2 separate regions of the Homo sapiens genome follow, and region 1 is linked to region 2. Evidence: chromatin loops called from intact Hi-C (ENCODE). Cell type or tissue: B cell. All regions are shown on one strand. Links, peaks and the distances in the headings refer to the core of each region. The heading gives the core; the rest is flanking DNA. Region 1 has its middle 32 kb from the start of SNHG20. Region 2 overlaps LOC105371899 (a long non-coding RNA gene).

Region 1 (15,492 bases), core at 3,664-11,663, 99 kb before region 2:
CCAGGCATGGTGGCTCACACCTGTAATCCCAGCAGTTTGGAAGGCCAAGGCAGGAGAATCACTTGAGACCAAAAGTACAACGTCAGCCTGGGCAACACAGCGAGACCCCATCTCTACTAAAAATATAAATAAAAAAATTAGCTGGCTGTGGTGTCAGTGCCTGTAGTCCCAGCTACTCAGGAGGCTGAGACAGGAATACTGCTTGAGCCCAGGAGATCGACGCTGCAATGAGCCATGTTTGAATCACTGCACTCCAGCCTGGATGACACGGCAAGACCCTGTTTCTTTTTTTTTTCTTTTTTTTTTTTTTGAGACAGAGTCTCGCTCTGTTGCCCAGGCTGGAGTGCAGTGGCACGATCTTGGCTCACTGCAGCCTCCACCTCTGGGGTTCAGGTGATTCTTGTGCCTCAGCCTCCTGAGTAGCTGGGATTACAGGCTCATGCCACCACACCTGGCGAATTTTTGTATTTTCTGTATTTTTAGTAGAGACACGGTTTCACCTTGTTGGTCAGACTGGTCTTGAACTGCTGACCTTAAGTGATCTGCCCGCCTCAGCCTCCCAAAGTGCTGGGATTACAGGTGTGAGCCACTGCACCCGGTTTTTTTTTTTTTCAAGACGGAGTTTCATTCTGTCCCTTAGGCTGGAATGCAGTGGCATGATCTCAGCTCACTGCAACCTCTACCTCCTGGGTTCAGGCGATTCTTTTTTTTTTTTTTTTTTTTTTGAGACGGAGTCTGGCTCTGTCGCCCAGGCTGGAGTGCAGTGGCGCAATCTCGGCTCACTGCAAGCTCTGCCTCCCGGGTTCACGCCATTCTCCTGCCTCAGCCTCCCGAGTAGCTGGGACTACAGGCGCCCGCCACCACGCCCGGCTAATTTTTTGTATTTTTTAGTACAGACAGGGTTTCACCATGTTAGCTAGGATGGTCTCGATCTCCTGACCTCGTGATCCGCCCGCCTCGGCCTCCCAAAGTGCTGGGATTACAGGCGTGAGCCACCTCGCCCGGCCTGAGACTCCATCTCAACAACAACAACAACAACAAAAGATATGTACATGTCAATGTATGTACATTATGCTTCAAAAGTAAATTAGAAAAAAATAATTATTTAGAAAGAAATAATTGGGTATCGTGAACAATCATTTGCTGTTTAGAGGAAAGGTGTTCCAGCTTTACAGATAAAGCACAATTTCTCCCCAGCATCCAAGTGACACACACTTCAACAGGCAGGGTTGGCCTTGGGGTTCAATGGCAATTGACAGATACTGCTCTATTGCAGCTGTGCGCCATCCCTGGTGGATCCTGATCATATAGGAAGTTCATCAATGTGTCACCAACTGAGAAAGGATGGGAAAGACTGGGATTTGATGCAGGTCTGACCGAAGCAAGATGGCTGGAGCCGAGGACCTTTTGAGCCTGTAATCGCAGCCACTCCAGAGGCTCAGGCAGGAGTCTGGAAGCTCGAAGCCACAAGGAGCTATGTATGTATGTATGTATGTATGTATGTATGTATGTATGTATGTATGTATATATGTGTTTGTTTATTTATTTATTTATTTTGAGGTGGAGTCTCACTCTGTCGCCCAGGCTGGAGTGCAGTCGTGTGATCTCAGCTCACTGCAACCTCCCCCTTCCAGGTTCAAGCCATTCTCCTGCCTCAGCTTCCCCAGTAGCTGGGATTACAGGTGTGCAGCACCCTACCCAGCTAATTTTTTGTATTTTTAGTAGAGACGGGTTTTACCATGTTGGCCAGGCTGGTCTTGAACTCCTGACCTCAAATGATCCACCCGCCTCAGCCTCCCAAAGTGCTGGGATTAGGGGCGTGAGCCATCACACCCAGCCCTCAGTGAGCTATGATCCCACCACTGCTCTCCAGCCTGGGCAACAGAGCAAGATCTTGTCTCAAAAACTAAATAAACAGGCCAGACATGGTGGCTCATGCCTGTAATCCAGCACTTTGGGAGGCTGAGGCGGGCAGATCACCTGAGGTCGGGAGTTCGAGACCAGCCTGAACAACATGGAGAAACCTCGTCTCTACTAAAAATACAAAATTAGCCGGGCGTGGTGGCGCAGGCCTGTAATCCCAGCTACTCAGGAGGCTGAGGCAGGAGAATCACTTGAACCCGAGAGGCGGAGGTTGCAGTGAGCCGAGATGGTGCCACTGCACTCCAGCCTGGGCAACAAAGGCAAAATTCCATCTCAATAAATAAATAAATAAATAAAATAAAGTAAAAAAAATGAAACTGTCCCCACTTAAAATTTTTAAAAGAGCATAGATAGCAGTAAAATGTAGTAAAATAATTAGTAGTGATGTTTTGAGCATCTACTATCTTTTTATGTAATTGATGTAACTCTAAGTTTACATAATTTATTTTTAAATAATGGTCCCATGGAACAATTGGTTTGCCAACGTCCTGAAACTTGAACAGCCTTGGGAGCCTGTCCGAGCTGGCGCCAGAACCTCACTGTTTAGACCAAATCTGAGAAAAACAAAGGCCAGAGCCACCCTGAGCAGGGGGTTTGGGCAGGAGCCAAGTCATTGAGATGTCAAGGGGGAAGAATGGGATTTTCCTAAGTAATGCTCTTCACTGAGACAGCACAGCTCCTGGGAGTGTCATGAACAAAACAGGCTCTTAGCAAGTGCTGGCCCACGGGACAGGCGCTAGCCCTTCCCTCGGTTCCATGCCCGCTGGTTCTTTATGTATGATCTCAATATCTTGTATCTTTATGCCCTGATTCACAGCTTCCGTCGTTTTTCGTGTCTTTCTTGTTAGTTTCTATTTGGTTTCCATGTCCTCTGCATGGACTTCGGTGTCTAAATGTTAGTGTGAAATTTTAAGGTCCCAGATGTCCCATTCTGTCTGTGAGTGGTTCTCAACCTTGGCTGCACCTTGAGATCACCTGGGAGGCTCTTAAAAATCCTGAAGCCTGGGCCAGGCACAGTGGCTCACGCCTGTAATCCCAGCACTTTGGGAGGCCGAGGTGGGCAGATCACTTGAGGTCAGCAGTTCGACACCAGCCTGGCCAACATGGAGAAACCCCATCACTACTAAAAATACAAAAATTAGCCGGGCATGGTGGTGGGTGCCTGTAATCCCAGCTACTCGGGAGGCTGAGGCAGGAGAATTGCTTGAAGCTGGGAGGCAGAGATTGCACTGAGCTGAGACTACGCTACTGGACTCCAGCCTGGTCAACAAGAGCGAAACTCCGTCTCAAAAAAAAAAAAATCCTAAGGCCTGGGCCCCATCCCTACCCCTAGATTCAGAATTAATTGCTTTTAGGTGCAGCCATCACAGGGCTGTTGATAAGCTCCCCAGGTGAATCTAATGTGGAGCTCGGCTTGAGGTGTGATTCACATTCGTTAATGAATCCAAACATTCATCCATCATCAAACGCTGAGTGGGCTTCACTCACTCATGAAACACTGACGAGGTTCCTCCCATGTGCCAAGTCCGTGATACGACCCAGGCATTGGAGAAATGGAGTGAAGAACACTGTCCCAGCCCTTGATGAGCTCACAGTGAAAGTGTAATGGGGAAGGCAAACAGGCCACCAAATAGAAGTCTTTTTTTCTTTTTTTTTGAGATGGAGTCTTGCTCTGTCGCCCAGGCTGGAGTGCAGTGGTGCTATCTTGGCTCACTGCAACCTCCACCTCCCGGATTCAAGTGATTCTCCTGCCTCAGTCTCCCCAGTAGCTGGGATTACAGGTGTGCGCCACCAAACCCGGCTAATTTTTGTATTTTTAGTAGAGACAGGGTTTCACCATGTTGGCCAGGCTAGTCTCGAACTCCTGACTTCAAGTTATCCGCCCACCTCGGCCTCCCAAAGTGTTGAGATTACAGGCGTGAGTCACCGTGCCCAGCCAATAACAGTCTTGGTGGTTCCCTTTCCCACATCCATTGCAAAAAGTACCCCCATGTTTCTCCACCCGTGTGTGCATCCCTTTGTCCTGCGTGAGCAGGAGAGCTGAACCTCACAGTAGCTTGGCTGCCACCCAAACCCTGCCTTGGGGCCGTTTGTTTCTTTTAGACATGGTCTGAAAAATAAAAATAAGGTCCAAAATCCTCAGCAAAGTCCATTCAGATCCCCACGGCAACTGAAGTCCTTTCTCTGACAAATACAGATTATGGACCAAGCGAAGGAAGGGGAGAGAATGGGATGATGAGAACAGGTGCCGTGTGACCAATTCGGGTCTAAACTTCACAGTCGGAGGCTAAGGGGCAGGCTGTGAGAGACGGGCAGCAAAAGAGGAAGAAAGAATTGGACCATCAGTGGCCACACTGGCTCCCGCCCATTATCCCAACATTTTGGGACACGAACAAGCGGGAGAATCGCTTGAAGTCAAGAGTTTGGGACCAGTCTGGGCAACATAGTGAGATCCTGTCTCTAGAAAATATTTTAAAATTAGCCAGGTGCTGTGGTGCACACCTGTGGTCCTAGCTACTCCGGAGGCTGAGGCGGGAGGATCAGTTGAGCCCAGGAGGTCAAGATTCGAGTGATCCATGATCACGACACTGCACTCCAGCCTGGGTGACAGAGTGAGAACCTGTCTCTAAAAAAATAATAATAATTTGACTATAAAGGGCTATTTTGTGTGAAAGCCTGGCTTGATAGATGCCATTAGTATGACTTTTTTTTTTAAATTCAGGCAAAACTTACATAACATAAAATTAGCCCTCTTGGGCCAGGCACGGTGGCTCACACCTGTAATCCCAGCACTTTGGGAGGCTAAGGTAGGAGGATTGATGATTGAGCCCAGGAGCTCGAGGCTGCAGTGAGCTGAGATTGCACCTCTGCACTCCAGCCTGAGTGACAGAGTAAGACTCTGTCTCTGTATAAAAAACATTAACCATCTTTTTCTCTTTTTTGGGGGGGTGAGGGGGACGGAGTCTCACCCTATTGCCAGGCCGGAGTGCAGTGGCATGATCTTGGCTCACCATAACCTCCAACTCCCTGGTTCAAGCCATTCTCCTGCCTCAGCCTCCTGAGTAGCCGGAATTACAGGCACGCGCCACCACACCCGGCTAATTTTTGTATTTTAGTAGAGACGGGGTTTCACCATGTTGGCCAGGCTCTTCTTGATCTCCTGACCTCGTGATCTGCCCACCTCAGCCTCTCAAAGTGCTGGGATTACAGGTGTGAGCCACTGCACCCAGCCTCTCCTTTTTATAGCTGAATAAGCTTCTGTTTTGTGTCTATACTGCATTTTATCTTTTTATTCATTGATGGACATTTGGGTTGTTTCCGCCTTTTGGTTATTACATATATATTACATGTATTTGTTTCTTTTTTTTTTCTGAGACATAGTCTCACTCTGTCGCCCAGGCCTGAGTGCAGTGGCTCAATCTCGGCTCACTGGAACCTCTGCCTCTCTGGTTCAAGTGATTCTCCTGCCTCAGCCTCCTGACTAGCTGGGACAACAGGCACACACCACCATGCCCAGCTAATTTTTGTAATTTAGTAGAGACAGGGTTTCACCATGTTGCCCAGGCTGGTCTTGAACTCTTGGCCTCATGTGATCCACCCGCCTTGGCTTCCCAAAGTCCTGGGATTACAGGTGTGAGCCACTGTGCCCAGCTGTTTCTATTGTTTTTAATTCCTTTTTTTTTCTTTTGAGATGGAATCTCACTGTGTCACCCAGGCTGGAGCGCAGTGGTGCGATCTCGGCTCACTGCCACCTCCATCTCCAGAGTTCAAGCAATTCTCCTGCCTCAGCCTCCCAAATAGCTAAAACTACAGGCACACGCCACCACGCCCAGCTAATTTTTGTGTTTGTAGTAGAGATGGCGTTTAGTCATGTTGGCCAGGCTGGTCTCGAACTTCTGGCCTCGCTGGTCTCGAACTTCTGGCCTCAGCAATCCTACCGCCTTGGCCTCCCAAAGTGCTGAGATTGCAGGTGTGAGCCACCATGCCTGGCCTATTGTTTTCAATTCTTTTGGACAGATTCCTAGGAAGTATGAGTACTTATACGGCAAGTCTAAGCACGGGAAACACACACACATTCACGCAGGCACTTGCACACATAGGTAACACACACACCTGAGATTCCCACAGACGGGGGTTTAGGAAACTGTCACTGCTCCTACACCATTGTGAACACACAGCAGGCTCAGAGGCTGGAGTGAAACAAGCCCTTCGAGCTCCCAACACACAGGCTTTTTGTAGTAAAAGCAGAAGTTTCCCCCAGAATGGTCAAATAAATGACAGTACATTCCGAAGACAGAATACAAAGCAGCCATTAAGAGTATTTCCCAAGACAAATGACCTTGGGCCATGAGAAAAGGCAGAACGCAGAAGTGTACTGTGCGGCACCATCACTATTTTGTTAAAAAATCCATATGCATAGATGAAGAACTGGCAGGGAATGCATGATAGAACTGTGGGTTTTATTTTCCTTCCTTGTAATTTTGTGTTTTACCAGTTTTCCACATTGAAAATGTTGGGAGGATTCAATAAGTTAATGTGTCTGAAAGATTTAGAACAGGGCTTGCCACATGGGACATGCTATACAGACGTTGGCTCTCACTATAATGATTTCTGTTTATCATTGGAAAAATTTTAAAGACAAATGATCTTCTTTCTTTCTGTCCTTCCTCTGCCTCTGAGAGGACAAAGAGAGTTTGACAGGAGCTGGTTCCACAAATTGTAGGGTCACACTTTCTGTCCCTGGTGCCTGCTCTGGATGGGGTGAGAACTGCCCCCCCGCCCCCCCAACCGCCCACCACCACACAAGATCCTCACCCAATCTTTTTATTTTTATTTTTAAAAATTTATTTATTTTAAACATGGAGTCTTGCTCTGTCGCCCAGGCTGGAGTCCAGTGGCATGATCTTGGCTCACTGCAACCTCTGCCTCCTGGGTTCAAGCGATTCTCCTGCCTCAGCCTCCCAAGTAGCTGAGATTATAGACATGGGCCACCACACCCAGCTAATTTTTGTATTTTTAGTAGAGACAGAGTTTTGCCATGTTGGCCAGGCTGGTCTCAAACTCCTAACCTCAGGTGATCTGCCCATCTCGGCCTCCAAGAGTGCTGGGATTACAGGCGTGAGCCACCGCGCCCACCATTTTTTTTTTTTTTTTTTTTTTTTTTTGAGATGGAGTCTCGCTCTGTCGCCCAGGCTGGAGTGCATTGGCGCGATCTCGGCTCACTGCAAGCTCCATCTCCCGGGTTCACACCATTCTCCTGCCTCAGCCTCCCGAGTAGCTGGGACTACAGGCGCCTGCCACCACGCCCGGCTAATTTTTTGTATTTGTAGTAGAGATGGGGTTTCACCGTGTTGGCCAGGATGGTCTCTATCTCCTCACCTCGTGATCCGCCCGCCTCAGCCTGCCAAAGTGCTGGGATTACAGGAGTGAGCCACCGCACCTGGCCCCCAGCTTTTATTTTGATTTTTGAGACAGGGTCTTGCGCTATCACCCAAGCTGGAGTGCAGTGGCACAACCCTGGCTCCTTGCAGCCTCGACCTCCCGCCTCTGCCTCCTGAGTAGCTGGGACTACAGGTACATGCCACCAAGTCCAGCTATTTTTTTTTTTTTTTGGTAGAGATGGGGTCTCATTATGTTGCCCAGGCTGGTCTCAAACTCCTGGGTTTAAGTAATCCTCCTGCTTCAGGCTCCCAAAGTGCTGGGATTACAGGCGTGAGCCACCATGCCCAGCTTATCCCCACCCAATCTAAACAATCTGTAAAGAGGGCTCTGAAGTGTTCCCAGAGAATTGCTGCTGCAACAGGTATAGCCGGATCCAGAGTGAGCCCTGAGGATGGCATTAGTCCCAGGGAGGTATTGTGTTTCCAGGTATCCAAGGGCTCAGCTCGGTGAAAAGCATCCAAGTGCAGGTTTCTTCCCTCAACACCCGGGACTCCGGGGGGAGGAAGATCAGTAGGGACAGAAGCGGGTGAACATCTGCCCCCGCCTCCCATCCCGCCTTTCAGGTGTTGGGAAGGCACCTGGACCCCAGGTGTCCCAGACACTGTGCCTGCGCGGCTTCGCCACGAGGGGGCGCTCCCGGCACCGCGAGGAGCTCCTTCGTGGGCCTGAAAAAGAAGGAAAATGATGTTCTCATAGCGAGGGCAGGGAGGCATCCCTGACACCGGGTAGTGCCAACAGGGCTGAAGACAAGGATGAGGAGCGCGCTTGGAACAATTTTCCTGTGCCTGGGCTCGCAATAGGCCTTGGGGGAGCTGGGGAGGCCTGGCGCCTTCTGCAGACAACATTTGCTCTCCCTGCTGGAGCCCCGGCTTGGGCTGCTGAGGGCGCGGGAAGGCAGGACGCAGAGACCTGGGGTGTCCCTGCCAGCTCCCCGGCCCGGCTTTCCGGGGGCTCCCTGAAGGCAGCCAGCGAGGGGCGGGCAGGCTGCGCTTGTAGGGTTCACAGGAAAGCGTGGGGCCCGGGGTACCCGCTGGGAATGGAGGCCTGTGGGCTGGGGCTCCGGGGGCTTCCTGCGGGAGACCAAAGAGTGTGACGGGAGGGCTCGGGCCTGAGTGTGAGTGTGCACCAGCCCGTGTGACTGCGTGTGCGGCCGGGAACGCGGTGTGTTCTGAGCAGCCACGGAAGGCCTTGATCGTGCGGGGGAAATGTTTCTGCCCTGGGCTTTCTGAGGCAAAACAATCTCATCCCTGCTCTCAGACACTAGGGCCCACGCCCAGAGCTTGTGAGCACACATGCACGCACACACACAGACACGCAGGGAGACAGACACACGCAGAGAGCCATGTGTATACTTGCACACACAGACACGTGCACACACACAGATGCACAGACATATACATGTGCACTGGCAGACAGAAGCACAGACACATGTGCACACGTGCATAGACACACATACATGGATGCATGTGTGCACACATACACATAAACACACACGCAGACACAGACATGCATAGGCACACATGTACACACATACCCACACACACAAAGCACACAGATGCACACACAGGTACACACACATGCACACAGGTGCATGTAGACACACACACTCAAATACACATAGATGAGAGCATACAGACGCATGCACACGTGTGCACACATGCCTCTCTACTGGTTAGAGATAATGTGACAAGATACTCCAGGATTCACAAAAAAATGCAGATGGTGGCACGAGCCAGACTCCCAGGCGCCTGCTTACCTGCAGTCACCTCCACCAAGTGGTGACTGAGGCAGCCAGCCAGTGATCTACCGGCTGACAGGAAGGGCCCTCAGGCTAACTGCTCCTGAGTGGGGCCAGCTGTGCTTTTCAGGAGGCTGGGCAAAGGCAGGGAGGCCAGTCCCTGAGAGGCCTGGGCTGGGCCAGGCTGAGTGTGCTGGAGATTCTGGCACAGCCGAGGGCAATCCAGGCGGCCACGGGGGAGGTGGTGGAGAGGGAGGCTGCCCCGCTCCTCCTGCTGGCCTGCAGAGCTATGGCCCTGGCCTGGCTCTGCTCTGTGACCTCTCGACCTTGGAAAGAGAGCTGCGAGTTGTCTGTTTCCACCCTGGGTGCTGTGGGTGGCCCGGCTTGGAGGACAGTCTCCTCTGCGTCCATCCAGAGCTCCCACTCACCTGCTTCCCTGGGAGTTTCCCAGCCGCGTCCCCTCTGCTCTCCAGCCCCTGAGAGTCCCTAGCACTGCCCCTCTCCCAGGCTCTGTCTGTGTGTTCACACACACCACCTACCCCAGAGTCCTCCTTCTCCTCTCTCAGTCTCCCCAGCCTCTGAACATGGCTGTCATCTATCCCAGTGGTTTGTACTTTTTTCCCTCACAAAATTTGCCCTATCTTCTCTCTTTCTCCCTATCTCACGTGGGGAAGGCCTTCTGGAAGGAATCGCACCATTCCTCTCCTAGTCCATCGGGAGAGGGTGAACGTGGATTTGACAGATCACGATTTCCCCTGCACATCCTGCGGGAAGGAAGCCCCAGCATGCTCTGCAGGAACGAAGCCCCTGCAGGTTCTGACTCCAGGATGGAGCTGGGATCCTAGGGCAGGGAGAGAGTGGAGGAAGCGAAGGCAGAGAGAGAGAAAAAGAACTAGGGGGTTGTTGGTAGAAAGGAAAGGTGGCCAGAGAGGAGGGCCTCCTAGTCGGATGTGGATTCGAGGGGCATGACAGATGAGTGCTGGGGAAGTGAAGTAACACCTGGGCAGGCCCAGGGCAAAACCCCCTCCCTATCTCCACACCACTCTGTCCCAGATGCTGCAAAGGTAACCAGGGCATCAAATGCAAGCCTGACTCCAGCCTGCGGACACAAATCCTTGCTCCACTGTCCTCCTAGGAGACTCAGGAACCCTGGGGGCTCCCCCAGTCCTCGACCATTGTCTGGAGTTCCCTAGGTTCCCTGTGTCCTGAGGCAGGAGAAGAAGATATAGACGGTGGCCCGACACCATTCGCAGGAACCTGAGTGAGCAGAAAGGGCAGAATGGTGGACAGAGTCCAACCCACATGGCTAGGACCACCCAGCCCCTGGGGCTGCCCACTCCAGGCAGCCAGCTGCTGGGTGAGAAGGTGCCCCAGGCACCTAAGGAGAGGCCCACTGGCCACCGAGAGGGAGGCTCAGACTTGCCCCACAGGCCTCCCTGAGTCCCCGTGGCTGAGTTTCCCTTTGGCTCGCAGGAGGAAGCCTCAGCGCCCTGACCCATGCTTGCTCGGACTGTCTTCCCTGTGACGCTGGCCCCTGAGCAGGCCCCGCGCTCAGTCCCGCGGCCAAGTCCACACCACAAGTCAGAGCAGAGTCGATTTGAACACAGGCCTCTCTGGGCTCCAAAGCCCAATCTCTGCCCCGCTATATGATACCGACCATGACGGAAGTGGTGGTGGCTGTGCGGTGACTACCTTGTGCCCGACTGTGCCAGGTGCCCCCCTGTATCACTCCCCTGGCCAGTGAGCCTGGCGCTATTGCATCGCTGTGTATGGATGAGAAAACATAGTCACATTTCCAGATGGAGGACTGGAAAACAAGTATTTTAGGTGGAGAGAAGAGGAGGGAGGAGGAACCGTGAAGGCATTCACTCAGCGACACCCACAGGGTGCAATGGGCTAGGGACTGTGCTAGGCGTGGGGTCTACAGGACAGAAGCCACAGGGGTCCCCAAGCCGAGGAGCTTCTGACACTAAAGGGCATGGTGTGGCTGATGCAAGACAGGCTGGCGGCAGGGGACAGGAGCTGCCAGTGGGGAGGACTCACCTGGCACATTGAGGACTTGGACCTGTGCTGTGAGCCCCCCGAGGAGCCACCAGAGCAGGGGAGGGACGGCCAGCAGAGGGACAGCTTCCTCCCCACGCCCCTCCACCTCGGCAGCGTGGAGACAGCACGTTCCTTCTCTAATGGGAAGAACAAAACTGGTATTTACAATAAACGTTCAATAAAGCCCTGAGCGTCCCCATTCTGACTCTGGAAAAAAGCACAATCTATCCCGGGGGTGGGGACTGTGATATAAGGACTAGAATTAAGGCTCTGTGTCTGTGCTGCCTTTAGGACGGGTCTGCGGTCCTCTGACAACCCCATGGAAGGAGCGAGTGGGAGGTGAGATCCTTCCATGTAGAGGGCCCCACTCTGCCCAGTCCTCATCCTGGCCCCTCTGTGATCCAAGAGACAGTCGTCCAGAGCCAAGTGCCAGCCACAGCCAGGCAGGAGCCCTGATGTCAGGGAGTGCCAGGCTTCCCAAGGGGAGGACAGGCTTCCAGTCGTCAGCCCCAGGAGCCCTGTCCCTGCACCTGCCGGGGCTCACCCCAGCTGGCCTTGTCTTGCAGGTAACCTCTGCCCTCCCAACCAACCTGCTGCAGTGCTAAGCACCCTTCTCATGGTTTGTCATCTCTGCAGGAGCATCTGGAAAGGGCTCTTGCCCTTGCGGGATGGGAGAATTAGCCTTGGGAGAGCCTCACCATCACGGTGGCCATGGATTATCCCCAATCCCTGTGGTTTTTTTTGTTTTTTTGTTTTTTGTTTTTTTGCGTGAGACACTGGAGTGCAGTGGCACAATCTTGGCTCACTGCAACCTCCACCTCCCAGGTTCAAGCGATTCTCCTGCCTCAGCTTCCCGAGTAGCTGGGATTACAGGCACACATGACCATGCCCGGCTAATTTTGTATTTTGAGTAGAGACGGGGTTTCACCATGTTGGTCAGACCAGTCTTGAACTCCTGGCCTCAGGTGGTCCACCCGCCTCAGCCTCCCAAAGTGCTGGGATTACAGGCATGAGCCATTGCGCCCGGCCCCTGATGTTCTTTTTCTGCAGAAAACACCACCTTCTGCCCCCAGGCAGCCTACCTTTCCTCCTGGACGTGGCTCTAGTGTGTCTCGTAAGCAAGTTAAGGGGGAGAGGTCCTGAGCCCAGAGTCAGAGGCCTGGGTTGGAGCCCTGGCTTCCCCCAAACCCAGCAAACACACGCAAGCCACTTGGCTCCATTTTACAGCTGAGGAAACAGAAGTCTGAGATGAATAACTGCTTCCCTGTGGCACTGGTGATGCTCAAACAAGAACTTCTGCAAAGCGGTTTATACGGTGTTTAAAGGCCACACCACGTTTGGGAGTATTAGTACTCACAAGGGAAATGAAGTCATTCCTGGGGGTTACCTGTCTATTAATTTGCCAATTTGCTGAGATTTTCAATGTCAGTTTTACCTGTGTGCAGATGCTACACAGAAAGGACTCAGCCAGGTGAGGTCCCACCTACTAGGGAGGATTGCTTAAGCCCAGGAGTCCAAGCTAGACCCTCTCTCTAAAAAAAAAAAAAAGAAGAAGAAGAAAGGAAAGAATAGAGAGGCTTTCTCAAAGCCAGATCAAGCCAGAGTTTGCAGGGGCTTGTTTTTTACAATTAAAAAAAAAAAGCGTCAGTGCAGTGGCCCTGTTGTCTCAATGTCAGACCCACCTGGAGCCTTTCAAAAATCCCGGCCCCCGGCTGCACCCCATGCACCCCAGCTGTGAGATCAGGATCTGTGAAGAGGGGTCCCGGAGCCGGTATTGTTGAAGCTCCCAGAGAATCCCAGGGTGCAGTGAGGGCTGAGAAACCCCTGCACTGGGGACTCCCTAACGCGATAATTTTCTTTCTTTTCTTTCCTTTTTTTTTTGAGATGGAGTTTTGCTCTGTCACCCAGGCTGGAGTGCAATGGCACGATCTCGGCTCACTGCAACCTCTGCCTCCTGGGTTCAAGCGATTCTCCTGCCTCAGCTTCCTGAGTAGCTGGGATTACAGGCGCCCGCCACCACGCCTGGCTGATTTCTGTATTTTTAGTAGAGACGGGGTTTCACCATGTTGGTCAGGCTGATCTTGAACTCCTGATCTCGTGATCCACCCGCCTCGGGCTCCTAAAGTGCTAGGATTACAGGCATGAGCCACCGCACCCGGCCAAGCGGATGATTTTCAACTCTGGCTGGCATTCACATTCTCCTCGCAGGGGAATATTACAAAACACTGATGTTAGAAACTCACCCCAGAGAGCTGGATTTACTTGTTTTGGGGCAAAAGCTACCAGGTGGTTCACATGCAGGTAGACAGAGGACCTTCGCTCTGCAGTCCCCAGCCGAGAGTGGTCGCCCTGTGATCCATGGAGCTTTGGGATGTAAAACTTGCTTCACCTGGAGGAGCCAAGGGGGAGCTAACATTGCCTCTTGGCCAATCGGCTCCTGGTTCTGCCTCCACAGCTGCTGCTAAGTTTCTTTCCAAACCATTTCCTCCACCATCCTCTCTGCCAACGCACTGGACCTCGCACACCTGGTGTGTGACAGGGTGCAGCCTTCCAGCTCAGCGGAAAACTCTCCACTGGCAAAGTGGAAGGGCCGGGGCTGGAGGGTGCATTTCCTGAATGGGGACCTGCAAAAGAAACCTGGGGTTGTTCCTTTGTCCACCACAGTCGAGAGGTCAGCCTGGAATTGGGGGACACATAAAGATTGAGCCCAGAATGCCTCACCGCCTATGCATATATACCATGATGGGGCATGATTGTTCAGGGTAGACACCTTCTCCCCGGAGAGACAGTGAGGAATGCGGGTTTGTCCTCCTGGAGAGGTCCTGCTGGGTGGCTGGACATAGCGTGGTTACTGTCTCCAGGTGGACGGAGCTCTCCCACGAAGGGGACACACATCCAGTGGCCTCCAGGTCCAGGGAGGACCGAGGCTTGCAGCAAGGCCACAGGGCCTGTATTTCACTTCCTGACCATCCAGACGACAGCATCCCAGGATGGTCCTCGTGAACTGTTGGATTTGCTCTCCCTGAATGAATGGTTAAATGCCAGGCACGGTGGAGCCCCCGTAATTCCTGGATGAAGGTTACAGGACTGCCTTTGGGACCTCCTGCTGGGGCCGTGCTGGCCGGAGCCTGCACCAGAGGCTCAGAATGGAGGCGGATGGGTTCTGAATGGACGTCATCACTCCCTCCCTGTTGACCTCAGACTTTGGATGGTTTGTTTTTTTTTTTTTAAATACATCAAATGGGATAATAACTGTTCTACTTAACAGGATTTTGTGAGGCTCCAACATGACAATGTGAGCGAATTGGCTTTGAAAAGCATTTCCAAGGTGTATAAACACAAGGGTTTCTATATAGGGCAAAGTCCCCCTGGCTCAGTGGTTCTATGAAGCTGTGTGCACAGCCCATGATCCCCTGTGGAATTGAGGATTGTGGAATTAATTGCCTTTGGAAGCTCAATTTGCTGTGTGAGCACACAGTCAAGAGGAATGGGGGAGCCTGGCCTTTGCCTTTTACGGCAGTCTGGGAACTTGAAATACTCAAACCCATCATTCTCAAAAAGCTTTTTATAGAGTCCTTCAGAAGCTTACGTCTCTGCAGCTCCACATATCACAGGTATGCCACTAGACGGAGCTTGTTAAATCATGAGCAAATGCAGGGGCTAATTGAATGCTTCTGACACTTGTTACCATCTGCCGAGGCTGGAGTGAAGCCGGAAAGTTCTGTGTGTTTTATGAAAGCCCTTGAGTCACCGCCATCCCGCGGGGTTGAGCCCTCGTGGTCTGAGCCCCAGAACTAGAGAAACGCCGTGGGAGGATGGATTCGATCCTTAACTGACTTGCATTTTAAGACACAAGCCATGGGGATTATTACAAAATTACTCCAGTTAATTAAAAAAGAGAAAAGCTTTGAAGTAATTTACTAGTGTTTATGTATTTTGTCCCAGAGTGGTCTCCGCAGATCTGCTAGACTCAGGCACTGTGCAGCTTTCTCTTATCACTGGCTGCAACAAGGACACTTCGAGATTAATTATTGATATAGATATTTTTTTTTGTCATCAGATAAATCCCTCAGCACCTCTGAAGAATCTTGGTTAGTCAGACTTGGAAAATGGATCTATGGGTTTCTCCAAAGTAGCCTTTCTTCTCCTCCTTCAATAAACATGTGAGGCCAGGCATTCTAGACACCTGATGAAAATGGCTAAGAAAGTAGTCTTACCACTATGTCAAACCTGAATCTGACCAAGCTGCTTGGTCCAATTTCCAATCCATGGAAACCTTCTGGCAGTGCAGGAGATGGAGGCACGTGCTAAACCCCACCACGGGGTGTAAGATTTGGGCTGCGGGA
Region 2 (15,492 bases), core at 4,205-12,204:
GCCCAGACTGGAGTGCAGTGACGTGATCTCAGCTCACTGCAACCTCCGCCCCCCAGGTCCAAGCAATTCTCCTGCCTCAGCCTCCCAAGTAGCTGGGACTACAGGCACACGCCACCACGCCTGGCTTATTTTTGTATTTTTAGTAGAGACAGGGTTTCACCATGTTGGTCAGGCTGGTCTCAAACACCTGACCTCAAATGATCTGCCCGCCTTGGCCTCCCAAAGTGCTGGGATTATAGGGGTGAGCCACCACACCCAGCCACTTCCCTGAGTTTTCATTACCAACTCATATTGCAGGAAGAAAGACTGCTGTCTGTCAACACACCTAGGCAGACTTGACACACTGCTCTGTGGGCCCAACAGACTCTGTCCCAGGCCATTATATGTTCTCTAAGCCCACAGAATCCCCCTAAAAATCATTTATCCTCTTAAAACATCCTTCTTGAAATCATCCCCATTTTCCCACCTTCCCTTCCCCTATGACAAAAGGTACATAAGTATCTGTGCTGGACACAGTAGCTCATGCCTATAATCCCAGCACTTTGGGAGGCCAAGGCGGGTGGATCACCTGAGGTCAGGAGTTTGAGACCAGCCTGGCCAACATGGCAAAACCCTGTCTCTACTAAAATACAAAAAATTAGCTAGGCATGGTAGCAGGTGCCTGTAATCCCAGACACTTGGGAGGCTGAGGCAGGAGAATCGCTTGAATCCGGGAGGCAGAGGTTGCAGTGAGCCAAGATCACACCATTGCACTCCAGCCTGGGGGACAAGAGTGAACCTCTGTCTCAAAATTAAAAAAAGGTATATAAGTATCTGTAAGCCACCAAGTTACTGGGTGATCATTCTACAATTCCCCCGTGCTATGCACATTACAATAAATTGTGAACGCCGTTTCTCCTATTAATCTGCCTTTGGTCAACTGATTTTCAGTGAAGCTTCACCCCTACATATCAACAGCCAAGAGAGCTGTTTGGAAGCTTCTGAAATTAGGGCTGACACCTCTACTTCCTGGGCTTTGTTTCTTTCATCGAAATAAAATGGAAATTGCAGGATACCAAGAGGGAGGAACCTGGTCAAAGAGGCTTTGCTTTTTCTGTCTTCCTTTTTTTTTTTTTTTTTTTTTTTTTTTTGAGATGGAGTCTCACTCTGTCGCCCAGGCTGGAGTGCAGTGGTACAATCTTGGCTCACTACAACCTCTGCCTCCTGGGTTCAAGTGATTCTCCTGCCTCAGCCTCCCAAGCAGCTGGGATTACAGGCCTGTGCCACCACACCTGGCTAATGTTTGTTTGCTTGTTTGTTTTTAGTAGAGATGGGATTTCACCATGTTGGCCAGGCTGGTTTCGAACTCCTGACCTCAGGTGATCCGCCCGCCTTGGCCTCCCAAGTGTTGGGATTACAGGCGTGAGCCACCGTGCCTTTTCTTTGCTTTTCCTGTATTCCTACCCAGTGCCAGGCCACCTCACATCCAGGTGTTCCCTGCCCTGCATCCAGCCTTGCCCGAAAGGTGGGATTCCTCAAACATGGCATCTATTCCGGGCTCTGGAACAGGCTGACTGATGAGAGGGAGCAGAAAGGTTTGGTCGCAGCCCACAGCCTGGACCCTCGGGGACAGCCAGGAGATTGCTCTCACAGGTGTGGACACCCTTCTAATCCCGATTACTACCTCTCTCGCTCCTGGCAGGAATTGGGGTTCCACCATGTCACCCTCATGGAGCTTTCGTTAGCCTTGTTTGGGATACAAAGGGGTAAGTGTCCCCTCATTTTAGAGAAAGATCAAGAGCCAGTGAACAGGATTTCCCAGCCAGGGACATGGAGCAGGGCACCTGCAGATGGTCCACGTGCTCTTGGCTGATGGCAGCCCACCTCCGGGAGGGGCCTGTGCACCTTTCTCCCAGGAGGAGGGAAGGACCCAATCATTATCCAGAGTCAACGGTGAGTCTCAGCCTCATGTTGTGGGTTGGGGGCAGCAGTGGTTTCTAAGGGGGTCTCAACAGGAAGAGGGTAAGGCTGACATAGCCAGGGGAGCAGGGAGAGAAGCCGGTGGGAGAGAGATGGGAAATGAGTGGGATATAGCCTCTAAGGTGAAGCTGCCTCCTAGGCCCACCTTGGGGGCTCCTGAGAGGTGGGAGATGCGGAGGGAGGGCTCTCCAGGTTCCACCTGCCCTTGTGTAAGTCAGGATGCCCAGGTTTTTTTTTGTTTTTTTTTTGAGATGGAGTTTCACTCTTGTTGCCCAGGCTGGAGTGCAATGGCATGATTTCAGCACACCGCAACCTCCGCCTCCCGGGTCAAGTGATTCTCCTGCCTCAGCCTCTCAAGTAGCTGGGATTACAGGCATGTGCCACCAAACCGGCTAATTCTGTATTTTCAGTAGAGACAGGGTTTCTCCATGTTGGTCAGGCTGGTCTCGACCTCCTGACCTCAGGTGATCCACCCGCCTCGGCCTCCCAAAGTGCTGGGATTATGGGTGTGAGCCACCACGCCTGGCCAAGTTTTTCAGGGCAGTGCTCCCACCTGGCCAATCAGAAGCCCCCGGGAGCCACATACCTCACCACCAGCCATCTAAGCGTCTCTCCATTGTGGGGCCCTCCCCATAGACACTGAGCTCTTTGAGAATGAGGATGGCTATGTTTACCACTGTATCTCAAGGTTCAAGTCCAGGGCCACCCACAGGACTGGAGTTCAGCAACTCTTAGAACAGGTCTGATCCTCACTCTCCCCTCCCTGCTCTGCTCCACCCATGCTAGCCTCTTTCCTCCATCTTGCACCTGCCTCAGGGCCTTTGCACAGGCTGTTCCTGCTGCCTGGAAGCTCATCCTTTTGGCTCACTCCCTCACTTCCTGCCCAAATGTCATCTCCATGAGATCGCCCTGGAAACCCAGGACTACCTTCCCACCTTCCACACTCCCTTGCCCTCTTGCTATAATTTTCTCTATGGCATGTATTAAATATTTGTTTATTGTCTGTCTTCTGCCAACTGCATTATAAGCTCCCCGAGAGCAGGCACCTTCTTTTGTACACAGCTGTATCTCCAGAGTGGTGCTTGCGGGCAGCAGGTTCTCAATAAACTCGATGAATGAATGAATGAATGACCATCCCTGGCCAGGGAAGGAGCACAGGGCATTGGGCCTAATAGGGGAAACCTGTTCCCTTTAGACCCAGCTGGCACGCAGGGGCCAAGTGGCCTGAGTTTGGCACCAGGGATTTCATCCTCTCCCTCGGTAGCAAATGGTCACCTGCTTCCAGGCCATCCTGTTCCCTCTCTGCTGGTGGCCATGGCTGCAGCAGCCCTCTCAGACTGAAGGCCCACTCTGATCTTTGGGACCACACTCCTCCAGGTCCTCCCCATGCTTTCCGGCTGTACCCTCATCCTCAGGACGAACCTCCGCACCTCCTCCCATCATCTCAGGCCCCATCTGCAAAGTTGGGATCAGAGAGAGGCCCAGACTGCGCTGGACAACTGAGCCAGTTTTCATTTCAAATCGAAGTTTAAAAGATGCCACTTTTAATTATGCTTGAGTGCAGTGTACCCTGAGGCCTTTTGTGGTAAATGGCTCTCAATAATCCCAGTTTATTCATTAATTATTATTAATTATTTTCTTAAGTAGTGGCAAGGGGACGCAGGGCCCCGCTCAGACCACAAGTCGCACATCGACTGTCAAATCCTCGATGAGCAGGCTCTGAAGAGTTGCCTGTGCCGGCTGCAATCTGGCTCGCCTGGGCCCGGGCTGGGGTGCCAGGAGCACTCTGGACTGAGGCGGGGCTTCCAGAGCGTGGGGCAGGGCTGGGGGAAAGGAGGGCCTGGAGGAGCCACAGGCCACACCGGACAAAAACACCTTCCACCAGGGTGGCACTTCACCTTCGGGAAGCTCCTTCACTGGATAATGAAGACTTTTGTCTTCAGCAAAGCGAGGAAGAAAAGAATTACCATTACCACCAGCCAAGGCACCTGACACATGTGGTCAGTGGTGAACTGGTAAACTCGTTCTCCAGAAACAAAACAATCATCTCAATCATCTAACATTTCTTTCCTCTTTTTTTTTTTTTTTTTTGATACAGGATCTTACTCTGTCACCCAGGCTGGAGTGCAGTGGCGCAATCTTGGCTCACTGCAGCCTCAACCTTCCAGGCTCAAGTGATCTTCCCACCTCAGCCTCTTAAGTACCTGGGACTACAGGCGCACACCACCATACCTGCCTAATTTTTGTATTTTTTGTAGAGATGGGGTTTCGCCATGTTGCCCAAGCTGGTCTCAAACTCCTGAGCTCAAGTGATCCTCCCACCTCGGTCTTGAGGCTTGAGCCACTGCACCTGGCCTACCATTTCATTATTTATGATTCTATAATATTCCACTGTAGGGGCATACAGGTCCCTTAACTTCTCAGTTCCTTACTACTGGGCCATTTCCCACTTTTCATTATTCTAAACAAATTTGATGAACAGGCTTTTGCATAGGTATCTACCCATACCCTCATTCACTTACCTAGGTGACATTTCTAAAGGTGAAATTAACTGATCAAAGGACGTGTGTTTTTAAGGCTTTGATGCACATTACTTAACTTTAACTAAACTCAGGAAAAACGGTGATAAATTATACCCCAAGGCCAGCACTTGGGAAGCTGAGATGGGTGGATCACTTGAGGTCAGGAGTTGGAGACCAGCCTGGCCAACATGGTAAAACCCCATCTCCACTAAAAATACAAAAATTAATGGGTGTGTTGGCATGTGTCTGTAATCCCAGCTACTAGGGAGGCTGAGGCAAGGGAATCGCTTGAACCCAGAAGGCGGAGGCTGCAGTGAGCCAAGATCACAGCACTGCATTCCATCCTGGGCAATAGAGTGAGACTCGGTCTCAAAAAAAAAAAAAAAAAAATACACACACACACACACACACACCCCAAGGATAGATATTTATAGGGGATCACACTGATCTTTATATACGAGGTCTAGAACAAGGCAAAATGCAAATAAGAAAAAGTCCTGAATTCTAGTACTTGCCAGTTTCCATGGTGTAATACTCCCATCCTGGCCAGTATGGAGATACTAACAATTTAACAACTGGCTTGCAAAATTCCTGAAAATCTAACAACCGTCTCTGGGAGCTCATGGGAGCTGACCCTGGCACCTTAGTGTGTGTGATGAGATTTCCTCCTTCTCTGAAAGGAGGTCATGGTAATTTCATCTGTCAACTTGACTGGGCCATGGGGTGCTAAGGTGCTGGTCAAACATTCTGGGTGTTTCTCTGAGAGTGTTTCTGGATGAGATTAACATTTGAAGGCTTGGTGCAGTGGCTCATGCCTGTAATCCCAGCACTTTGGGAGGCCAAGGCGGCCAGATCGCTTGAGCTGAGGAGTTCGAGACCAGCCTGGGCAACACGACAAACCCCATCTCTACTAAAAATACAACAATTAGCTGGGCGTGGAGGCGCATACCTGTAGTCCCAGCTACCTGGGAGGCTGAGGTGGGAGGATCACTTGAGCCTAGGAAGTTGAGGCTGCAGTAAGCCGTGCTCACACCAGTGCACTCCAGCCTGGGCAACAGAGTGAGACCCTGTCTCAAAAAAAAAAAAAAAGAAGCGAAAGAGGGAGGCAGGAGAGTCAGCATCAGAGGAATGAGATACAGGAAGGAGTCGACTGGTCATTGCTGGCTCTAAAGATGCAGGAAGGGGTCGAGAACCAGGGAGTGCAGGCAGCCTCTAGAAAACAGAAGAGGAAGAAAATGGATTCTCCCACAGAGCCTCCAGGAGGCAAGCAGGCAGCCCTGCCGACACATTGATTTTAGCCCAGTGAGGGCCGTTCCGGACTTCTGATGTTCAGGACTAAGATATATTGTGTTATTTTATGCCACTAAATTTGTGGCCATTTGTTTCCAAGACGGTGGTATTGTCCCCATTTAACCAGGTGATGGAACAAAATTTCAGAGACATAAACTCTGTGGGTCACAGCTAGTGATGGGGGCCCAAAACAGGGTTTGACCCCAGGGCTGTCTGACTCCATGGCCCACGTTCTTTGTTGTATCCCAGAAGAGAAGCCACTGTTTACACGAAAGCACCTCTGGGAAGGTTAACAACTTCGTCCTGTGTCAGGCACGGGAACTGCGTAGCCTTTCTTCATGAAACACCAGAAAATAAAAGAAACCGGCCGGACACGGTGGCTCTGTCACCCTAGGACTTTGGGAGGCCAAGGCGGGCAGATCAGTTGAGGTCAGGAGTGTGAGATCAGCATGGACAACATGGCAAAACCCTGTCTCTACTAAAAATACAAAAAAAAAAAAATAGCCAGGAGTGGTGGTGGGTGCCTGTAACCCCAGCTACGCGACAGGCTGAGGCAGGAGAATTGCTTGAACCCAGGAGGTGGAGGTTGCAGTGATCCAGGATCGCGCCACTGCCCTCCAGCCTGGGTGACAGAGCACAAGACTCAGTCAAGAGAAGAGAAGAAAAGCGGAGGGGAGGAGAGGGGGAGAAGAAGAGAAAGGAAAGGGAAGAAGAGAAAGGAAGGAAAGGAAAGGAAAGGAACAACCACAAGCATCCACATCCAGCTTAAGGCAGAGATGAGTTTGCAGGAAGGAGGGGAAGCCCAAGGGCCGGAGTGAACCAGGAGCTGAAAACCAGACGGTGGCTGCGTGAGTGTGGCCAGCGCAGGCCGAGGCTTCCTGGTCCTGGGGTCCAGGGCTTGGACTCTGACTCCTCCACGGAGATGAGAGGTGTGGCCTGGGGGATGGACATGCAGAATCGAGACCCCTGCATAAAGCCAGGCCCCTTCAGTTCTGCGGTCTCCGTGGAAGGACAGAGCAAAAACACCCATCCCCAGCACAGGGAGATTGGGAGAGGGTCTGTCACTATGGGAGAAGGAAGATCAGAGATATTGGCAGAGCGGTCTCCAGAACTGATTAAAATCAGGCACCAGCAGATTCAGGAAGCCCACTTGAGTCCTCAGCAGGCCCCAGCCCTGGACACAGGGGCTCAGGACACAGCCACTACTAGACAGGAGACTGTACCCTCCGGGCCTAGTGCCTTACCAAGCACTGCTCCTGGGAGAATGTTTGCTGAACGGATGGTGATGGGGAGAGGGAAAAGAGAGGGGAAAGTGAGGGTGTCTAAGTCCAGCTTGAGACAAGGCCGGGGGATTCATAGTCTCCACCCACCCTCTGCCTTCAGAGGTCCAAGGATGGGGTGGGCACCAGCATGGGGCTGGGGGAGCCATGGGGGCCAGGGGTATCTGCTGTGGGCTCAAGGAGCCCTCCCAGGGCTCAGACCCCAGCCTGAAACTCTCCCAGCACTCCAAAAGCCAAATCCCACCCAGCTCTGGGCTGCTTCATGGGGCCCCAGACTGGAGAAGACACCCCACGAAGGGTCTCTAAGGAAGAGGCGCTGGTGGTCAGGCCTGGGCAGCTGTGGGAGCTGAGAGTTTAATGGGGAGAACGTGCTCTGTTGGCTTCACGCTCCAACATCAGGGGGAACCAGCTGCACCGTTTCCCCAGAATCACGGTCTCTTGAGCCCAATATTCAAATATATGCAGACGTCGGAGCCTGGACTATTTTTAGCTGAGACTCAGAGGGAGATGATCTCAGGCTGACTCGGAGAGTGGCCCAGTCCCAGAGGAGCGCAGAATCAACCTGAAAAGTCAGGCTTGGGGACCACCCCCTTCTCCTGCTGTAAGCGCCTGGATTCTGCACCCCAGGTGCCCTGAAGGTCTGTGTTGTGGGTGTTTATTTGGGGCGGAGGGACTGGTCTGCATCCCTGGGGAGCTGTGTTCTCTTTCCTTCGATGCCTTTTTTCAGCAAACACTTTGCTTTTCTGCGAAAAGACAAAGCGGGCTGCATGCTGGAGCCAGCGGCCTGGCTAGGGGGCCGTTTACCTCCCGACTCGGGATGCGTGGCTCAGCCTCTTATTATCTTGAAAGGCAGCAGAAGTCTGACCCCTTCTGTGTGAGCTTCCCATGGCTGTTATAGTCACTTACCACCGGCTGTGGCTTAAAACCGCGGGAGCGTATTTCCTCACAGTTCTAGAGGCCAGAAGTCCAGCATCAGGGTGCCAGCAGGGCCGTATTCCCTCTGAAGGCGCCAGAGAAGGGTCCATCTTTGCCCTCCCAGCTTCCGGCGGTCACCAGCAGGCCTTAGTGTTTGCTGGCGCAGCTGCATGGCTCTGATCTCTGCCTCTGTCTTCACAGGGATTTCTTCCCTGTGTGTCCCCGGGTCCTCTTCTGATAAGGACACCAGTCATTGGACTTAAGGCCTCTGCTAATCCAGTCTGGCCTCATCTCAAATTGAAGAACATCTGCACACACCCTATTTCCAAGTAAGATCCTATTCACAGGCACCAGGGGTGCCTTCAATGCATCTTTTGGGGGGAACACAATTCAACCCACAGCATCTTCTGTGTTGTTCTGCCCAAGGACAGCCACCCCCCAGCAGCCGCGGTGAGAAGTTCCCCCAGGTTTGGGGTTTCCAATCTTGGGTGGCGGCAGGCTGGGAGCCAGGGACCGCTTGAGCCTTACTGTGCTCTCCTGCTAGGAGGGGCGGCAGCTCCTTGCCCCTGGAGACAGCGCGGCTCCCCAGAGCAGCTGAGTGTCTTGCAGTCATCAACAGCCACCTCATCTCAGAGGCAGCACCTGGAATCTTACCTGCCTCACCTCCTTTAGTCCTCAAAACACCTGTGTCCCAGGATTATGTCCCTTATTCTACAGAGGAGGAAGCTGAAGTGCAAACTAAGAGGAAGTTCCGAAGCAGCAGGTTGGGGTGCCAGGTGCCAGCCTGGTGAGGAGCTCGGGGCTCTCGCGAGGACCGTGACGGGGCTTTCACCCCATCTTCCCTTCTGAGTCGGGCTTGTTGGGATGGGGTGGTGGGGTCTGCACCTGCACAGCCAAGGAGGAGCAGGGCAGCCTCACCCTAGCACAGTCCTGAAAAGAGGGCCCCGCCCCCTTTAAGGGAATACGTGATTCCCTTTTAGAGAGTGCTAGGCCGATACTTGGAGGAGCCAGTGTGGTCGGGCAGAAAGGGGTGGACAAACCTAAACCCTACGGACCTCTTTTTTGAGACCCCAAACTGCCTGGGCTCTTGCCTCCCAGAAGTCAGATCTTCCCCAGGGGAGGGTGTGGGAAGGTGGGGTTAGGGAACATACAGGGTCTTTGGGAGCCTTCTAAGTCAGCCAAGGCAGCTGGGGCAGCTGCAGGGCCAGAGCACAGGGAAGGCAGGTCCCCAGGTCTAGCTGCTCGGCCTCCAGCCCCGCCAGGCCCAGCTAAGAGGGTGCTTTGGCTGCCAAGAGAAGAACCCAGGGTGGGGACTGCCTCCTGGACCTCCACAGGCAGCTGGCCTCCTACAGTCCTGCTGGGACCTGGGACCCCGTCCTCTCTGCTGCCCTTCAGCTTCCCTGGCTGTGAGGGACAGAACTTGTTACCAGCCTCCCACTCATGTTATTTCTCCTGCCCTTGAACTTCAGGACTGTCTTGGAGCCAGCCGAGGCCTGTTTGCATCCTTTGCCCCCAGGTCCAGCTGGATCCCCCACCTTTTCCTCCACTGGATTCAGCCTAGTGGGCCCTGGGCTGCAAGAGAAGTTGCTTCAGCCCAGGGGCTGGGGCTGGAGGCCAAGGCTTCAAATGAGGCCTCCCCAAGTTGGTACTCAACCTCCTCTCCCTCCTTGGAGGGCAAAGCCATGAGGGCTGCAGAGAGGAGCTAGCCAGGTATGATGGGTAAGTGCAGTGGTTCACAGTAGAACCACACTAGACACATAGAGGAGTGCTTTATGAAATGCTGATGCCCAGCTGGGTGCGGTGGCTCACGCCTGTAATCCCAGCACTTGGGGAGGCCGAGGTGGGAGGATCACTTGAGCCTAGGAGTTTAAGACAAGTCTGGGCAACATAGTGAGACGCCCCCCCACCCCCATCTCTATAAAAAAAATTAGCCAGGTTTGGTGACGCATGCCTGTGGTCCCAGCTACTCAGGAAGCTGAGGTGGGAAGATTGCTTGAGCCCAGAAGTTTGAGGGCTCCAGCCTGGGTGACAGAGTGAGACCCTGACTCTAAAAATAGGAAATTTTTTTTTTTTGAGATGGAGCCTCAACCTCCACCTCCTGGGCTCAAGCGATTCTCCTGCCTCAGCCTGCCGAGTAGCTGGGATTATAGGCGCGCACCACCATGCCCAGCTAATTTTTGTATTTTTAGTACAGACGGGGTTTCACCATGTTGGCCAGGCTGGTCTCGAACCCCTGATTTCAAATGATCTGCCTACGTCGGCCTCCCAAAGTTCTGGGATTACAGGCATGAGCCGCCCTGCCTAGATATTTTGGTTTTTGGTTTAATTGGCTCAGGTGAGTCCATGGGCTGAGGGGCTTCATCACACCTGTTTCCTCACCTGTGAGTGGGGAGGGGTGGTCACCTGGCAGGGCGGTGGTGAGGCCGGCCCGTGCCTGCCCTTCCCTCCACTGTTCAGAGTTGGGCCAGGGCTGAAGGAGGCGTGGCCAGCTTCAGAGGAAGGTGTGGGAGCCGCAGCTCTGCCTGGCACTGACATCTGGGCTGCAAATTCTTTCTAATTCTCAACTTCTCCCCCACTACTGCCAGCCAGCCCCTTCAGCTTCATTTAAAAGTTCAGACAGGATTCAAAAGTAGGTTGATATATAAAGACCTATTAAAACTCAATACTAAGAAAACAACTCAATTAAAAAATGGGCAAAAGACCTGAACAGACACTTCGCCAAAGACGATACACAGATGGCAAATATATATGTCACGTCATATGTCATCAGGGAAATGCAAATTAAAACAGCAATGAGATACCACTGCACATCTATCAGAATGGCCCAAATCCAAAACACTGACAACCCCAAATGCTGGTGAGGCTGTGGAGCAACAGGAATTCTCATTCAGGGCTGGTAATACAAAATGCTATAGCCACTTGGGAAGACAGCTTGGCAGTTTCTTACAAAGCTAAACATACTTTTACCATACGATCCAGCAATCGTGTTCCTTGGCATTTACCCGAATTAGTTGTTGGAAATTGTGTCCAGGAGCTTCTGGACAGCTGAACATGTGGAGGTTCCTGGGAGGTGGCCGTCCAGGGAGGGCACGGAAGTTCCGTGTCCTCCGCCCCCTTCATACCTCACCCTACGCATCTCTTCATCTCTACTCTTTGTAAAATCCTTTACAATAAACCGGTAAACCTAAGTATGGCCATGTGACTAAGCTCTGGCCAATGGAGCACAATCAGAAGCAGCATGAGCTGACTCCCCCTCTCCTTTTTCTCTTTCATTGGATGGAATGAGGCCTTAGAGGGGACCCATCTTGGACCGGATGAGGACAACAGTCCAGAAATGCTGGAAGACCAAGCTGCATCTTTGGCAGATTATATTTTCCAAAGATAGAGGCAACACTATATCCCATTCCACGAGCACTTCTTCTGCTGTGACTTTGACACCCCTCCCATTGAGGGGTGGCATCTATGTCCCCTCCTCATGAGCTGCAGCAGGAGGAGCTTTGTGACTCTCTTGACCAATAGAGTATGCCAGCATTGACAGCATGTGGCTTCCAAGGCTAGTTCAAAAAAATGCCTTTCACTTCCACCTTATTCTCCTGGGATGTTCACTCTTGGAACCCAGCCACCATGCTGCACGGAAGCACAAGAGTCCTTGGAAAGGCCTACATGGATGGGAACCATGGCCCCCAGCCCAAATCCCCTGCTGAGCTCCCCAGCCGACAGCACCAACTTGCCAGCCACATGAGTGAGCTGTCCTGGAAGTGATTCTCCAGCCTTGGGGCAAGCCACCTCAGCTGATGCCATGTGAAGCAGAGACAAATTACCTCCACCAGGCCCTGCCCAAATTGCAGATCTGTGAGCAAAACAAATGACTGTGACTGTTATAAGCAGAAAAGAAAATAGAAAAGAAAATGGATTCCACTCAAAAACTTGGAAGTGAACATTTATAGCAGCTTTATTCAGAACTGCCAAAACTTGGAGGCAACCAAGATGTCCTTCAGTAGGTGAATTTGTAAACAAACTGTGATCCATCCAGACAATGGAATATTATTCAGTGCTAAATGGAAATGAGGCACCGGGCCACGAGAAGATGCAGAGGAATGTTAGATGCATGTTACGAGGTACTAGGGGGAAAGGAGCCAATCTGAGAAGGCTACAAACTGTAGGGCTCCAACTACCTGATGATCTGGAAAAGGTGAGACTACGGAGATGGTCGGAAGATCATGGTTTTCCAGGGTTAGGAGGAGGCAGAGATGTACAGGGGTAGCACAGAGGATTTTTAGGGCAATGGAACCACTCTGTATGGTGCCATAATAGTGGATACATCTCATTAAAGATTTGTCAAAACACGTAGAATACACGGCACCAGGAGTGAGCCCTAATGTGAACTGTGTTTGGTTGATGATACGTCAGTGTAGGCTCATAGATTGGAACACATGGACCACTCTGGTAGGGGATGTGGATGGTGGGGGTGGCCTGTGTATGTGGGGGAGGTGGCATATGGGAAATCTACTTTCCACCCAACTTTGCTGTGAACATAAAACTGCTCAAAAAAATAGTCTTTTTTTTTTTTTTTGGAGACAGGGCCTCACTCTCACTCAGGCTAGAGGGCGGTGGTGCGGCATGATCACAGCTCACTGCAGCCTGGACCTCCCGGGCTCAAGTGATCAAGCGATCCTCCCACCTCAGTCTCCCAAGTAGCTGAGACCACCGGCACTTGCCACACTAGCTAATTTTTAAATAATTTTTGTAGGCCGGGCGCCCTGGGTCGTGCCTGTAATCCTAGCACTGGGAGGCCGAGGTGGGTGGATCACCTAAGGTCAGGAGTTTGAAACCAGTCTGGTTAACATGGCGAAACCCTGTCTCTACTAAAAATACAAAAATTAGCTGGGCGTGGTAGCAGGTGCCTGTAATCCCAGTAATCCCAGCTACTCGGGAGGCTGAGGCAGGAGAATTGCTTGAACCTGGGAGGCGGGGGTTGCAGTGAGCCAAGATCACACCACTGTACTCCAGCCTGGATGACAGACTCCATCTCAAAAAAATAAAAATAATAACAATTTTTGTAGAGATGGGTTCTTGCCATGTTGCTTGAACTCCTGGGCTTAAGTGATCCTTCTACCTCAGATTCTTCCACCTTGGCCTCCAAAAACGCTGAGACAACAGGCGTGAACCACCGCACCTGGCCTTTTTTTTCTTTTTTCCCCTAACTAGGCTCAGTTCCTAAAAGAAGGCCTTGGTCAGGTTTCTGAGCCCTACCCCCCTCCTGCTGGACAAGATCATGGAAAATGCCTGGCTCAGCTATTCTTTTCTCAGCCTCTTTTAAGCAGCATAGCAGAGAGGGACAGAGGTAGAGACAGAGAGGGACTGAGATCTGGGCTCTTCCTCCAGCTGTACGATATGGACCAGGCCCCTGTTCTCTTCGGGCCTCCATCTGTAAAATGAGGGGACAGGAGGAATTCTGATGGCCTGTGGCTTTGATCTCTGTGAGCAGATTTGGTTGTATGAGGTCTCTCCCCTGGCATTACATGCTGGAACAGAAGAAAATGGCCATAGTCACTGTTAATTAAAAACTGGTACCAAGTTATTGGTACTCTCACGTTTGAAATACCTACTAGTACCTGCTTGGTCTAGACCAGCTGTTCTCAAAGTATGGGCCCTGGCCCCCTGTAGTAGTAGCAGCAGCACCCAGAGGTTTTTTCTGTTTTTGTTTTTGTTTAGAGAGATGAGGTCTGTGTTACCCAGGCTGGTCTCTAACTCAAGCATCGGCCTCCCAAGTGCTGGGATTACAGGTGTGAGCCACCATGCCTGGCCTTTTTCTTTCTTTTTCTTTTTTCTTTTTTTTTTTTTTTGAGACAAGGTCTTGCTCTTTGCCCAAGCTACAGTGCAGTGGCACAATCATGGTTCACTGCAGCCTCAAACTCCTAGGCTCAAACCATCCTCCCACCTCAGCCTCCCGAGTAGCTGGGAACACAGGCGCATGCCACAAACCTTGGCCTTTTTTTTTTTTTTTTTGTAGAAACGAGGTCTCATTACGTTGCCCAAGCTCGTCTCAGACTCCTGGGCTCAAGCAAGCCTCCCGCCCACCTGGAGCTTATTAAAGACTCAAATCCCAGGGCCCAACCCCAGATCTGCTGAATCAGAAACTCCGCAGGTGGGGGCCAGCAACATGTGTTTCAGTAAGCTCAGGAATCAGGTGATTCTGATGCATGCCAAAATTTTAGAACCACTGGCCTGGAACAGGGTGTGTGAAGCTTGGCGCTGCTGATGCTCCAGGCCAGATCATCCTACGTGGTATGGCTGTCCTGTGCACTGGAGGATGCTGCCAGCATCCTTGGACTCTACCCCACTGGAGGCCAATAGCATGCCACCCCTGTCTCAAGTCACAACAATCCAAAACAGTGCCAGCTGTCCTCCAGGGAACAAAACTGCCCCAGTGGAGAACCCTTGGTGGGAAGGAAGGCCCTGATTGTGCAGTGACTCAAATACAGGATCACATAAAACCTGGAGCGAAGGCCTGGCGCAGTGGCTCATGCCTGTAATCCCAGCACTTTTGGTGGCCGAGGTGAGTGGATCACCTGACGTCCGGAGTTTGAGACCAGCCTGGCTAACATGGTGAAACCCCGTCTCTACTAAAAATACAAAAAGTAGCCGGGTGTGGTGGCACACGCCTGTAGTCCCAGCTACTCGGGAGCCTGAGGCAGGAGAATCGCTTGAACCCAGTAGGCAGAGGTTACAGTGAGCCGAGATTGTGCTACTGCACTCCAGCCTGGGTGACAAAGCGAGACTCCGTCTCAAAAAAAAAAAAAAAAAAAAGCCTGGAGCGAAGACGTGCATGCAGGGTCACCATGCCAGGCTGTCACTCTATCCAGCCATTTGCTCCTCACCATGACTTGAAAATGATCCCCATTTTATAGCAAATCCCACCTCCCTGCTTACAAGCTGTGTGACCTCGGGCAAGTTACTTGAACTCTCTGTGCCTCTCGCTGTAAAATGGAAATATTAACATAATAGTACTTACCTGCTAGGGTAGCTGAGTGCTTGAAATGACAACTCAAGCATGGAACAAACTCTCAGCCCAGTGCCCGAGGAGGTAAACACCGGCTCATTTTCTCATTATGTGGCTCAGGCTCTTAGCAAAATGGATTTGTGTTCTCTGACCTCGTGCGGCCACTGTCACAGCCAGCTGGAGGTAGGCAGAGGCCAGCCTGAGGTGAACATGACTGAGTTCACCACTGCTTGTCAGGGTGCCTGCAGTCACGGCTCTGGGGCAGCCAGGAGATGACCCTGGGTCACTGCCACCAGCAGGGACTTCCTTTGGGCGGCTTGGAGCAGACAGCACCCAGCTCTGCAGACCTGAGCACCCCATGTGCCCCAAGTGACATGGAGCAGAACCCGGGGACCCCGGCTGTCTGCCCTCCACCCTGGGCGAGCTCCGGATGCCGCAGGAAAAGACGAGAATCCAGCACAGTTCCTCTTCTGCACCTCACATCCCAATAAAATATTTATTATTTCAAGAAATAAATCTTTAA

What was found. A loop is a pair of places that touch in the nucleus more often than their neighbours do. Peaks named below come from ENCODE experiments on the same cell type or tissue, not always from the same donor. Only the 100,000 strongest peaks of a DNase experiment are listed, where the experiment ranks them.
Region 1: it touches region 2 in a loop (2.7-fold over the local background); 3 of 110 quality-filtered maps call a loop at or near these places.

Annotation. Positions count from the first base shown.
Region 1 is chr17:77,048,937-77,064,428 of GRCh38, reverse strand. No RefSeq gene overlaps it. Among named protein-coding and RNA genes, the nearest start is that of SNHG20, 32 kb to the left of the region's middle. RefSeq lists a silencer at 7,889-8,102 and an enhancer at 10,851-11,594. In B cell, for the core only: CTCF peaks have their summits at 7,787 and 7,987 (motif pointing right); DNase peaks (open chromatin) are centred at 8,008 and 8,801; H3K27me3 peaks cover 2,258 bases.
Region 2 is chr17:76,950,333-76,965,824 of GRCh38, reverse strand. It overlaps LOC105371899 (a long non-coding RNA gene), which reads left to right. Exons shown (of 3, transcript NR_136417.1): 2 at 1,682-1,932; 3 at 15,266-15,351. It overlaps MGAT5B (alpha-1,6-mannosylglycoprotein 6-beta-N-acetylglucosaminyltransferase B), which reads right to left. Exons shown (of 18, transcript NM_001199172.2): 18 at 15,432-15,492. Among named protein-coding and RNA genes, the nearest start is that of MGAT5B, 90 kb to the right of the region's middle. RefSeq lists an enhancer at 7,077-7,990. In B cell, for the core only: no CTCF peak of the experiment used is centred there; DNase peaks (open chromatin) are centred at 7,514, 8,154 and 8,714; H3K4me3 peaks cover 1,197 bases; H3K27me3 peaks cover 874 bases.